3 separate regions of the Homo sapiens genome follow, and regions 1 and 2 are each linked to region 3. A link is a contact called in ENCODE Hi-C or POLR2A ChIA-PET data. All regions are on one chromosome and are shown on one strand. The core of a region is the stretch at or near the end of the contact, and the rest is flanking DNA. Distances in the headings are between cores, read along the strand shown.

Evidence for each region. A loop is a pair of places that touch in the nucleus more often than their neighbours do. ChIA-PET counts read pairs that join two places held with the same protein, here RNA polymerase II (POLR2A). Pooled maps may share reads with other maps.
Region 1: a loop to region 3 is called in a pooled map, with 5 times the contacts of the local background. The contact joins the promoter of RAD51-AS1 here to the promoter of RPAP1 in region 3. A Hi-C loop is called at or near these places in 1 of 50 pooled maps. POLR2A ChIA-PET finds 5 or more read pairs at or near these places in 2 of 52 experiments (HCT116 and activated T-cell).
Region 2: a pooled map shows a loop between it and region 3 (8-fold over the local background). The contact joins the promoter of VPS39-DT here to the promoter of RPAP1 in region 3. A Hi-C loop is called at or near these places in 1 of 168 maps with a recorded cell type or tissue (CD8-positive, alpha-beta T cell) and 6 of 50 pooled maps. POLR2A ChIA-PET finds 5 or more read pairs at or near these places in 3 of 52 experiments (CD4-positive, alpha-beta T cell, Panc1 and activated CD4-positive, alpha-beta T cell).

What each region holds. Positions count from the first base shown.
Region 1 is chr15:40,692,663-40,696,533 of GRCh38, forward strand. RAD51-AS1 (RAD51 antisense RNA 1) reads right to left here and starts at 2,443. Exons shown (of 2, transcript NR_040058.1): 1 at 2,350-2,443; 2 at 1,072-2,133. It overlaps RAD51 (RAD51 recombinase), which reads left to right and starts at 2,512. Exons shown (of 10, transcript NM_002875.5): 1 at 2,512-2,763. RefSeq lists enhancers at 1,502-1,681, 1,564-2,161, 2,042-2,191, 2,662-2,721, 2,759-3,356 and 1 more.
Region 2 is chr15:42,206,953-42,211,194 of GRCh38, forward strand. It overlaps VPS39-DT (VPS39 divergent transcript), which reads left to right and starts at 1,449. Exons shown (of 3, transcript XR_932181.3): 1 at 1,449-1,732; 2 at 1,812-1,965. VPS39 (VPS39 subunit of HOPS complex) reads right to left here and starts at 1,352. Exons shown (of 25, transcript NM_015289.5): 1 at 1,129-1,352. The coding sequence starts at 1,201. TMEM87A (transmembrane protein 87A) reads right to left here. Exons shown (of 20, transcript NM_015497.5): 20 at 3,495-4,242.
Region 3 is chr15:41,542,047-41,546,256 of GRCh38, forward strand. It overlaps RPAP1 (RNA polymerase II associated protein 1), which reads right to left and starts at 2,211. Exons shown (of 25, transcript NM_015540.4): 1 at 2,173-2,211. RefSeq lists a silencer at 771-971 and enhancers at 1,451-2,032, 1,966-2,355.

The DNA.
Region 1 (3,871 bases), core at 1,193-3,692, 850 kb before region 3:
ACTAAAAACTTTGTCAACTTTAAAGCACTCCACAAATATAAAGTAGTAATAAGGCCATTGCAATGGTTCACACCTGTAATTCCAACACTTTGGGAGGCCAAGGTGGGAGGATCACTTGAGGCCAGGAGTTCAAGGCCAACTTGAACAGAGCGAGATGCTGTCTCAAAAATAAAAAAATAAGGCCGGGTGCGGTGGTTCACACCTGTAATCCCAGCACTTTGGGAGGCCACGGTAGGTGGATCACCTGAGGTCAGGAGTTCGAGACCAGCCTGGCCAACATGGTGAAACCCTGTCTCTACTAAAAATACAAAAAATTAGCTGGGCGTGGTGGCAGGCGCCTGTAATCCCAGTTACTTGGGAGGCTGAGGCAGGAAGACTCGCTTGAATCTGGGAGGTGGGGTTGCAGTGAGCTGATACCACGTCCCTGCACTCCAGCCTGGGCAACAGAGCAAGACTCCATCTAAAATAAATAAATAAATAAATAAATAAAAATAAAAATAAATTGGTAAGTGGAGGGAAAATAGATCTAACCAAATGACTTGTCTTCTTAAAAACTTCAATGATTTCTTCAGTACCTAGAGACCAAAGCTCCTTACCTTTTTTTTTTTTTTTGAGACGGAGTCTTGCTCTGTTGCCCAGGCTGGAGTGCAGTGGCGTGATCTCGCTCACTGCAACCTCCACCTCCCGGGTTCAAGCACTTCTCTGCCTCAGCCTCCCAAAGAGCTGGGATTACAGGCATGCACCACCACGCCCGGCTAATTTTTGTAGTTTTAGTAGAGATGGGGTTTTGCCATCTTGGCCAGGCTGGTCTTGAACTCCTGACCTCGTGATCCGCCCACCTTGGCCTCCCAAAGTTCTGGGATTACAGGCTTGAGCCACCGCGCCTGGCCTCTCCTTACATGTTTTGTTGTTGTCGCTTGTCTTTTGAGACAAGGTCTCACTCTGTAGCCCAGGCTGGAGTGCAGTGGCCCATCATAGCTCACTGCAGCCTTGACGTCCTGAGCTCAAGCAGTCCTCCCACCTCAGCCTCCGGGATAGCTGAGACCACAGGCACAAGCCACCACGCCCAGCTTATTTTTTTTTTTTTTTTTTTTGAGATATGGGGTCCCACTATGTTGCCCAGGCTGGTCTCCAACTCCTGAGCTCAAGCGATCCTCCCCCACCTTGGCTTCCCAAAGTGCTGGGATTACAGGTGTGAGCCACCGTGCAGGCCTTATATGATCTTCATATCCTGAACTAAATGTAACCTTCCAGTTTCGGCACTTGCTCTGGCACTTTTCCTCCCTCGCCAGATAATACTAATCTTTAATCATGTAGTTCGTTTCCATGCCCATACTACCCTATTTGCTTATAATGTCTTCCACTTCGCCCAAGAATCCCTACTCAGCTAGCTTGTGGTGTTGTTTTGACACAGTCTCGCTCTGTCGCCCAGGCTGGAGTACAGCGGCGAGATCTCGGTTGGCTGCAACCTCCTCCTGAGTTCAAGCGATTCTCATGCCTCAGCCTTTCGAGTAGCTAGGATTACAGGCATGTGCCACAAAACCTGGCTAATTTTTGTATTTTTTACTAAAGACGAGGTTTCACCACGTTGGCCAGGTTTATCTCCAACCCCTGACCTCAGGTGATCCGCCTGCCTTGGCCTCCTAAACTGCTGGGATTACTGGCGTGAACCACCGCGCCCGGCCCTACTCAGCCTTTAAAACCGGAATCACGGGTCAAAACTTTCTGGTAAACCACGATACGGTTTAGGTTATGAAATTCAATGCCCCCTTCCTCTGAACTCCTGCAAATCTCCAGTAAAGCACCACAGATTGACGAATATTCCAGCCATTTCCCTCTCCCGTACGCTAGCTCCATTTCCCACTTCTATCCATCTTCTCGAGCTTCCTCAGCTCCTCCACCTCCATGAGGCCTGGAAAGCACCTTGCTCCAGGAATGCGAGTAGGAGGCTCAGAGCGACCAGAAGTGCCAAAAGCTGACATTCAGATACTGCCGAAACAAACCACAAGAGCGCTAGGGCCCCCGCTAATAGTCCAGCTGCGATGGTGAGAACTCGCGGACCCGCCGGCGATGCATGCCGGGAGATGTAGTCCCGGGCCGACGCATTACCTCTTGGGAGTCGTGGTCTTCGATCTGGTAAACAGAAGACGGCAACTCGGTTAAGTCTTCCCCCACCGCCCCCTGAAATCCCTCGCCCCACCCGCGAGGGACTGGGGTAGGAGTAGGGGCGTTGCCGTGGTTAGCCTCGAACTCCTAGGCTCAGACGATACTCTCGCCTCGGCCTCCCGAGCAGCTGGGACTACACGCGTGAGCCACCGCCCCCGGCATAAAGTTTGAATTAGTCCTTACGCAAAAAGGGAAGAGGGCAGTCTGTAAACTCGCGCAGGATCAAGCTCTCGAGCTCCCGTCTTGGGTTAGCGCGCAGGGCGGAAGCGGGGAGAAGGCGGATCCGGGAGGCGGGGATACGTTACGTCGACGCGGGCGTGACCCTGGGCGAGAGGGTTTGGCGGGAATTCTGAAAGCCGCTGGCGGACCGCGCGCAGCGGCCAGAGACCGAGCCCTAAGGAGAGTGCGGCGCTTCCCGAGGCGTGCAGCTGGGAACTGCAACTCATCTGGGTTGTGCGCAGAAGGCTGGGGCAAGCGAGTAGAGAAGTGGAGCGTAAGCCAGGGGCGTTGGGGGCCGTGCGGGTCGGGCGCGTGCCACGCCCGCGGGGTGAAGTCGGAGCGCGGGGCCTGCTGGAGAGAGGAGCGCTGCGGACCGAGGTGAGTGTGTGAGGCGCAGGCTGGGCCCTCCAGAGCCGCGGCTCGTCCTCGCCCACCTGCGTCCTGGCCGGTCCAGTGCTCAGCGGCAGTTGGGGCCTCCGCGCGCAGTGTGAAACCCGGACGTGGCAGGGCGTGTCCGCGCCCGACCGACCCTCAGCTGCTGGGGCGAAAACACAAGTGGACCTCAGTCTTTAGAACTAGGGGAGAAACATTAGAGCCTTTATAGGCAACACCTATTTTATGGGTTCGAGCGAGAAGTCCGAGATCAGAGCGGTGTAGCCACAGCTGTTTAATATCACAGCCAGGGCTTCCGGATTCCTGATCTGTCTTTCCATTACACCGTGCTTAGAAAGTACCAATCTCCGATTGCCAAAACAGTGTTTTCATCATCTAATGCGGAAAACCATTCACATGATGCCTAGAGAATGATCTGAAGTGAGGTTTGGTTTTCTTAAAACTTTTTTTTTGAGATGGAGTCTCGCTCTTCCGCCCAGGCTGGAGTGTAGTGGCGCGATCTCGGCTCACTGCAACCTCCGCCTCCCGGATTCAAGCGATTCTCCTACCTCAGCCTCCCGAGGAGCTGGGATTACAGGCCCCCACCACCACGCCGCCAGGCTGATTTTTGTATTTTTAGTAGAGACGGGGTTTCACCATGTTGGTCAGGCTGGTCTCGAACTTCTGACCTCAGGTTATCCACCCGCCTCTGCCTCCCAAAGTGCTGGGATTACAGCCGTGAGCCACAGCGCCTGGCCCCTGTTTTTTTGTTTGTTTGTTTGTTTTTAACTTCTAAAGCGCAATGTAATATACATGTAGAAAAATTCACATTCACAACTGTATACAACTCCGTGAATTATTACAAAATATACTGGCCGGGCGTCGTGTCTCACGTCTGTAGTCCCAGCACTTTGGGAAGTGGAGGCGGGAGGACGATTGAGCCCAAGAGTTCGAGAACAGCCTGGTCAAGATAGTGAGACCCGCATCTCTACAAATAGGAAAAATTAGCTAGGCATGGTGGCGTGCACCTGTAGGCCCAGCTATTCAGGAGGCTGAGAAGGGAGGATCTAGCCTGGGAGGTATAAGCTGCAGTGAGCTGTGATCAGGCCACTGC
Region 2 (4,242 bases), core at 199-2,698, 660 kb after region 3:
TGTCTGGAGGAAGTAGGATTCTCCTCTTAACCCAAAGGACTAGAACTGCTTACTGTGGAGGTATGATTTTAAAGAGACCCAGAGCTGCTAAAGGAGGAAGGGTGCACATTAACATGAAAATTCTTCGTGAAAGAACCCTACAGAAGAAGTCATCAAGAACTCTGCAAGGATGACTCGGTGACACTGTGAACAGCTGACGCACATGGTATCAGACACCACCAAGATTCCATAAGGCCCATCATGGTTACCTATCTAGCTCAGTATAAGATCTGATTAAGGGATCTGAATCATCTTTTTATGGTCCTTGATTTCTAGGACCTAAACATTAAGAGGAAAGTTAGAAATGATTTCCTTGGTCTTTGGCGGCTGGTATCAAACCAGTCACTCACGGATAAGAGCACAATGTTCACCGTTATCCCTGAAACCTTCATTTGTATTTCAGAGCACACAAGAGATGTCTGTCCCGGCCTTCTGCACTAGTCAATCCCAAAAGGACTATGCTAGTTTTTATGGGTTAGGTTTCAAGACAGTCTGGAAACTCTTCCGCCTACAGTTAGGTAACTTGGACACTTTGGATATAAGGTAATCAACCGCTTGGCTAGATTCAAAGGTTAGCTAACTACATGAGTTCCCTACAGGAATGAGAAATGAACGAATGATCACTAAGGGGAAAAAAAAGCATATGGTGTTAACTTGTTCAATGCCCCCAAAACCAGGGTTGACTTTCATCTAGAAAACAACACAAACATCTGGACAACTTCAAGCCCCTGGCAGGCTGAGAACTTCTTACTGCTTTGACCCTCTAAAATGAAGTCTTCGTGGGAATCAAAATGGGCCAAAGCTGAGCACAACTAAAAAGGAAAGCTCATCCTCCCACTCTGCACAGAGAGCAAAAGCAAGGGGAACTCCCCTAAATGACTGGATCACTGGGATCACCCAAGTAGCCCCACAGACATCGATGTCTATAGCCGGTGGTCATCTCTCTGCCTTCTCTCATCCTAAGCCCCTCTCGTGTAGCATCCAACCGAAGCCCACACGGATGGACGCCTGTCCACTTCCCCGGCCTCAGAAAAGATCCGGACCGCTCCTGTGCTGACTCCGCCTCGGCCCCGCGGCCCCTCGGCTCACCCCAGGCAGCCAGACAGTCGATTTGCAGAGGCAGCTTTTCTAGGATCGGCACTGGCTCGAAAGCGTCGTGCATGGCGGCAAGGGGAGAGTTGCCACCGCCGTCTCGCCCAGAGTGTTCCGGGCCGGGCTGGGGTCCGGAACGAGTCTGGGCTAAGGGTAGACCGGGATCCGGCCAGGAACCCCCCGGCTACAGGCCCTTCAACAACACAGCCATCGTCAACCCCGGACTTCCTGCTAGTTAGGCCCGCCTCTTCCGCAGCCGAAGTCCCGCCCCTTCCTCCCGGTGCACTCTAAATGAATTGTTTTGTTGCTGAGTTGCCATCGTCACTCTGGACCCATAGCTACTCCATCCCGAGTAGCCATGGGCTTACCATAGAAGGAACAAACTCTTAATCTTAGAACTGCTTTAGGCAGTGGGCGTGATGGTTAAAAACTCGGCCTTTGGCGTCGACCTCAGACGGAGATCTACCAATTAGGAAATTAGCTGTGATTTAGAAAATTTAATATTTCGATGCCATACTTTCCTAATCTGCAAAATTTTTGTAAATACCTGTGACCTAGTGTCGTGAGCGCTTAGCAACACCTGACACCCACTAAGCTCTCAGTAAGTGGTAGCTTTAGTATTACCATTATATCCCAATTAGTACAAGCACCTTACCTTAATGCTTTCATGGTTGTTCTAGGCCAGTGGTTCTGAAAGTGGTTCTAGACCAGCAACAACAGCAGTAGCAGCAGCACCTGTGAACTTGTTAGAAATGCAAAGTTTCAGGCCCATTCCAGTTCTACTGAATCTGAAACTCGAAGGGAACAGCAACCTATGTTTTAATAAACCCCAAGGTGAGTCCATGCACTTAAAAGCTTGAGAACCACCATTTTAGGTTAGGGTTGTTCAGCGATAGCACTACCGGCATTTAGGACAGGATAATTTCTTGTTGGGGGAGGGGGCATGTTCTGTACAATGTAAGATGTTTAACAGCATCCCTAACTTCCACCCACCAAATGCCAGTTATCTTCCCCACAGAGGTATAAAAATGTCTCTTTTCCGTATGTCCTCTGGGAGGCAAAATTACCCTGAGAACCACCATTTGAGGCCAATGCTTTTCAAATTTAACGTGCATACAAATCACCTAGAGACATTGTTAAAATGCCTCTTTTGATTCAGTAGGACCAGAGTAAGACCCTCAGTTGAGCACCAAAAATCTCCCAGATGTTGCTGGTCCCTGGATCACATTTTGAGTAGCAAGAGTTTAGGCAAGAGATGATTCACTAACTCTTGGAAGTCAGTGAAATAAGCCTCCTTTTAATTTGATGACCACATTCCTACCAATTCAACTTTCCAAAGCTGTGTCTTACATCCTAATATTCCTTTAGGAAGGTGTCATGGCTTTTCCTCCTATAGGACCTGGGACCTGTACTGTCTGCGGTTACCTTAGTATTCCCCTTGAAGACTTAAAAAACAACAAAGTTTGGGCTGCAAGAATGATCTATATCTGGTCATTTCCCCCTAGGAAAACATCGTAGGTCAAAAAATTAAGCATTTGGGTTTAAAGCAAAAATGTAAAAGAAAAAGGGTAAGTCTGTGATATGAAGTCAAAAAAACTGGTCCTGGTCATTTTATTTTTACACAATATCAGTTTCTTCATATGTAAATTAGGAATACTTGTCCCATCTTTACCAAATGCTGTTCTGATAATCAAGTGAAAAGTACTTTCAAGTAGTCAAAAACATGAAAATTGCTACACAAATCCTGTGTTATAGCTGATTTTCACCATAGAAGCTGATCACCTTCTTAAAAATTTAGAATTACCAGCTGTTGTGCTGGAAGGTCTAGTACCTTTTCGTTCAGGCCCAAAACCCTAAGGTTTATATTGTTTTACAGATTACTGCAAAGCTATCAATTTCTTCTGAACCTAAGAAATGACACACTATATCTATTCCCAGTAATACAGAAAGCTGTAAGTAGAATTATCAGGGCCCAGGCTATAGAACTTGAACTATACACTCCCGCTTAACACAATGGGCTTTTTTTTTTCCTAGTCTCAAGTCAACATCAAAGCAGCCTAAAAAAATAATTTGACCAACTATCCTGCTGCATTACAACTATTATTCATCTGCTACGTTTTAATATGCAATAGCAGCATGCAACAATACCACCAGCTTTTGGCTAATGACTTAGCATGAGAATATAGTCAGTTCTTCAGATTGCTGTTCCTCAGAGATACTTCCTAGGAAACTTTTTTAAAAATCACCATAGCAAAGAGTTGTAGAGAAACTACCTAAGGGTTAACACTTTCACTGCAGTATGAGTTAGTGAAGATTGTGGTCATGTGGTCATTGGTTTTAACAGAAAATAAGACAATCTAGAATAAAAGCCATAGAAAGAAATTTTTCATGAGTTTGACAGAAAGAGTCTTTAGAAAAAGTTTGAAAAAAATGAGAAAAATACATTAATTTTGTTAAATTTTTTTATATTAAAAAGTGGCATGAACTTTTTATGTAGAACAAAAATCTTGGGAAGGCAAAATTGGATAAAACCATTAAAACAGAAATAGAGTGCTTCAAATGAATCCCATCACCTTGTGATGTCCCTTATTAACAGTCTCTAAACCAATACCAGATACCAGAACAGTCCATCCTAAAGAACGAGCAGCAGTCCAGGGCCTCCACGCTACTTCATGCAATAACTGTTTAAATTAAGCCAGCAGGACCTGTTTCCTTTGTATAAGCTACAACTTCTGAAGCATTACAGTTCCTCTAGCACGGTGCTCAATCACAGCACTTGGAGCACCTCTCTGCATAAAGGCAAACAAAACATTGCCTAAGGACCCTGCAATGCCACCCTTGGAGGCTTACAAAACAGTAGTTAAAAGTTTCGGAGTGTGCACCACATTGCCAGCAATGGGATGTGTCACAATAGCAGATGTCAAAAGAGTTAAGCTAATATTTCTCTTTAAAGTACATCTGAAATAGAAAAATCTTTAATATACACCATTTGTAAACAAAATTGCACTTGATTTTGCTTTTTTAAATGATCTGAATCATACTGTAACAGTTTCTCTTTTTTTTTTTTTCTTTTGATCATTGATAGAACTATGGCTCCTTAACTCAGAAGGG
Region 3 (4,210 bases), core at 961-3,460:
ACTCTGGGCTGAGCGGTGTACAAGGGGCTGTAAATATAAAGAAATGGGAGTAAAATCCAGTCCCTGGGTTCAAGGGGCTTACTGGGGAGACAGAGACCATGCCGAAATGCTGGGTCTTTTAATAATTTCCCACTTCATTATCTCTCTTTGCCCACACAAGTCTAGAAATTCCAAAGGTTTACAGTTTAAATGATGTCTCCAAGATTGTAAAGGTCTTCCTTTGGTCAATGATGTACCCAAAGTTGGGGTGAGAGAATATGGTAAACACACATATAAATTTACAAGGCAGTACATCCCAGTGATGAAATTAATTGCATAGAAGATCAGTGCTACACGATTTCAGAGGTGGGAAAAATCCCTAAAGGTTAAAAATAGAGGTCAATATTGAAAGAGAAAACTTAGATAAGTAGAGAACTGAAGGAAGTGGATGAAGTGAGCAAAGACCTGTCTACAAAATTTCATCTTAAATTTGGCATAGAACTTGTATTAATTACTATTTGTAGCATGACAACAGCGAAGTATACAGATGTGCCTTTTCCTGGATGGGAGGTAAACAGTATGAAAATGGACTGCCTGTGTTCAAATCCAGGCTCTGCCATTTACTAACTGTGTAAGCTTAAGCAAGGTATTTTACTGAAGTTACTGTGCTTGTTTCCTCATCTGTAACATGAAGATAACTGTACCTACCTCCTGAATTAATTATATATATGTAAGAAGATTAGAACAGAGTCTCATACATGAAAGGACACAAACGCCAGTTATGATTCTTATTATTTATATAGCCAAAGGGCAGATAACCATATCTAATTGTTGGGCAGTCTGACCAACAAACAAGGAAAAAGTCTCCTACCCCAATGCCTACCCAAAGGCCCTAAGGAAGGCTGAACTAGATGAACTGAGAATCCATAGTATGGTAACAATTCACTCCTATAAGAGTCTACATAAGCAGAAACAATTCCTACTTATCCATGGATTCATGTGATCCAAAAGCAAAGTCCAGCTCACTTCATAGGGTGCGCCATACCTACATCACAAAGAGAGCCAGGGGGTTATGGGCACCAGTTTTGGAATCAATAGGCCAGAAGTCAAATACCAGTTCCGCTACTTACTAAATGCACTAAATGTGCGAAATTAGGCAAATTATCAATGCTGTCCTTTTTTTTTTTTTTTTTTTTTTTTTGAGACAGATTCTCCCTCTTGTTGCCCAGGCTGGAGTGCAATAGCACGATCTCGGCACACTGCAACCTCCGCCTCCTGGGTTCAAGTGATTCTCCTGCCTCAGGCTCCCGAGTAGCTGGGATTACAGGCGCCTGCCACCACGCCCGGCTAATTTTTTGTATTTTTTTAGTACAGACGGGGTTTCACCATGTTGGCCAGACTGGTCTCGAACTCCTGATCTCAGGTGACCCGCCCGCCTCGGCCTCCCAAAGTGCTGGGATTACAGGCGTGAGCCACCGTGCGCGGCCTCTATGCTGTCTTAAGTCCCATTTCCACAACTGTAAAATGTGAGTAACAGGTCCTATATAATAGGAAATGTGTGAGGATTTAAATGACTATACACGCAAAACGCCTAGCCCAGTGCCTGTTACTTATATAAATAAACCTCAGTAACAATTATTTTAGTCCTAAGTAAAGCCACCAGTGTGTTTCCCCACAAATCCAGCGCAGATTTGTCCAGAACCAATCAGTGCTAGAAGTGATAACATTTTCAGTTATTAATAGAATAAGAATGGGTTGGCCGGGCGCGGTGGCTCACGCCTGTAATCCTAAAGAGTAATGCCTAAAGAGTAACTCGTAAAAAAAAGTAGTCCTAACAATGGACCTCTGGGTTTATGTTGGCCTCTGAGGAGTCTCTGGGGCTCTTACATTGCAGCCTATCCTCCAGAGCCAGGATCCAATCCCGAGTCGGGACGCGTGACTGCCCTTACCGCTCAGGTCAAGGGCTCCAGTTAAGCCTCCTGGACCACCCAACTCTACAATGAGGAATCATCGAGTCGCAGCTTTCGCCGCCCGTTGAAGGGCCGTGCCCGAGATCTATGCACAGAGGAGGCCACAGTTGCTCCCTTACAGACCAAAGGCCCGCAGGCAGGTTCCAGCAAAGAAACTGGACACGCTACCCTGGGTCCTCCTCCCAGATCACCTGAAATCCGTCCCTCCAGCCCCGCCACCTACGTGCTCCAGGCCTGTCTGGGCGCCGCCATCTTGCCCCGCAGAGATCGCGTTTCCGCCGCCGCCAGATTCCAGCTTCCGCCCCGCAGCCCAGCCCCGCCTCTCCCGGTCTTATCTCGGAGCATTCTGGGCTTTGCTTGTTCAGTGCAGCGGACTGGTGAGCGCGGTGCTGCGCGGCTGGCGGTTTATTACCCCCACGTAAGCTCTATACCATCACCCAGAACACACATCCTTTTTTTTTTTTTTTTTTTTTGAGACAGAGTCTTGCTCTGTCGCACAGGCTGGAGTGCTGTGGCGCAATCTCGGCTCACTGCAACCTCCGCCTCCCGGGCTCAAGCGATTCTTGTGCCTCAGCCTCCCGAGTAGCTGGGATTACAGGTGCCCGCCACCACGTCTGGCTAATTTTTGTATTTTTAGTAGAGACGGGGTTTCACCATGTTGGCCAAGCTGGTCTCGAACTCCCGACCTTAGGTAATCCGCCCGCCTCGGCCCCCCAAAGTGCTGTGATTACAGGATGTGCCACCGCGCCTGGCCCACACATGCTTCTGATGTACAGCAGGCACAGCCCCTTCTGCACTTACGACACCCCTGGCAGGGACACAGCGTTCCTCAGACGTCCCTCTGCACTCACCAGCCAGTGTTACCACATCCCACATCCCAGCACCCACGCCCACGGCAGCACACAGAAACGTGGACACACACACACACCCCAACGTGACGAATGTGTTTATGGAAGAGCTAGAAGGTAACCATGAAAAAGGCCCAAGGAAAGAACACTGCCAGTGTGCACTGCAGAAATAGTGGTGGTGAGAAGAGAGGGAATAAAGCTTCCTTGCTAGCAAGGTTATCATCTTCTCCAGAATCTTGCCTTTGTTCATCCCACTCTCCCTTCTTGGAAATCCTCCCTCTTTTCCCTGCCACCCCTGTCTCCAAAGGATAACTCTTTAAGGCCTAGCTGGCGTCAACTCTAAAACCTCTGCCAGCCACGCCTACTCACCAAACTTTCCTTGGATTCACCTGGAATCTCACCGCCTGCACCAGTTGTGTGGTATGCTAAGAACACACTGCCAACTACCAACTGTCACCGGTTACCTTTTCACAGGCTTATGTCCTGTTCCCTTGAATAGACTGTCAGTTCCTTGTGGGCACCAGACCTTGTACTTTGCATCTAAATACTGAGCACCCAACGTGTTGCCATGCACATAGTAGGACCTTAAGTAAATCATTTCTAGACCAAAGGACATCATGGGGCAGCCAATGTTAGTCCAGTGGCTTTCCAACTTTAACAGGCACCAGAATCAACTGGAAGTCTTGTTAAACCAGATTGCTGGGGCCAGGCACAGTGGCACATGCCTATAATCCCAGTACTTTGGGAGGCTGAAGCTGGCAGATCACCTAAGGTCAGGAGTTCGAGACCAGCCTGACCAACATGGTGAAACCCCATCTCTACTAAAAATATAAAAATTAGCAGGGCATGGTGGTGTCCATCTGTAGTCCCAGCTACTCAAGAGGCTGAGCCAGGAGAATCACTTGAACCTGGGAAGCGGAGGTTGCAGTGAGCCAAGATGGAACCACTGCACTCCAGATTGGGCCACAGAGCCAGACTCTGTTTCAAACAAAACGAAACAGATTGCTGGGCCTCAACCTCTGAGTTTCTGATTCAGTAGGTTTTTCTTTTTCTTTCTTTTTTTTTTTTTAAGACGGAGTCTTGCTCTTGTCGCCCAGGCTGGAGTGCAATAGCATGATCTCGGCACACTGCAACCTCCTCCTGGGTTCAAGTGATTCTCCTGCCTCAGCCTCCCGAGTAGCTGGGATTACAGGCGCCCGCCACCATGCCCAGCTAATTTTTGTATTTTTAGTAGAGACGGGGTTTCACCATGTTGGCCAGGCTGGTCTCGAGCTCCTGACCTCAGGTGATCCACCTACGTCAGCTTCCTAAAGTGCTGGGATTACAGGCATGAGCTACTGCACCTGGCCTGTTTCAGTAGGTTTCCTTTTTTTTTGTGACAGAGTCTCGCTCTGTCGCCCAGGCTGGAGTGCA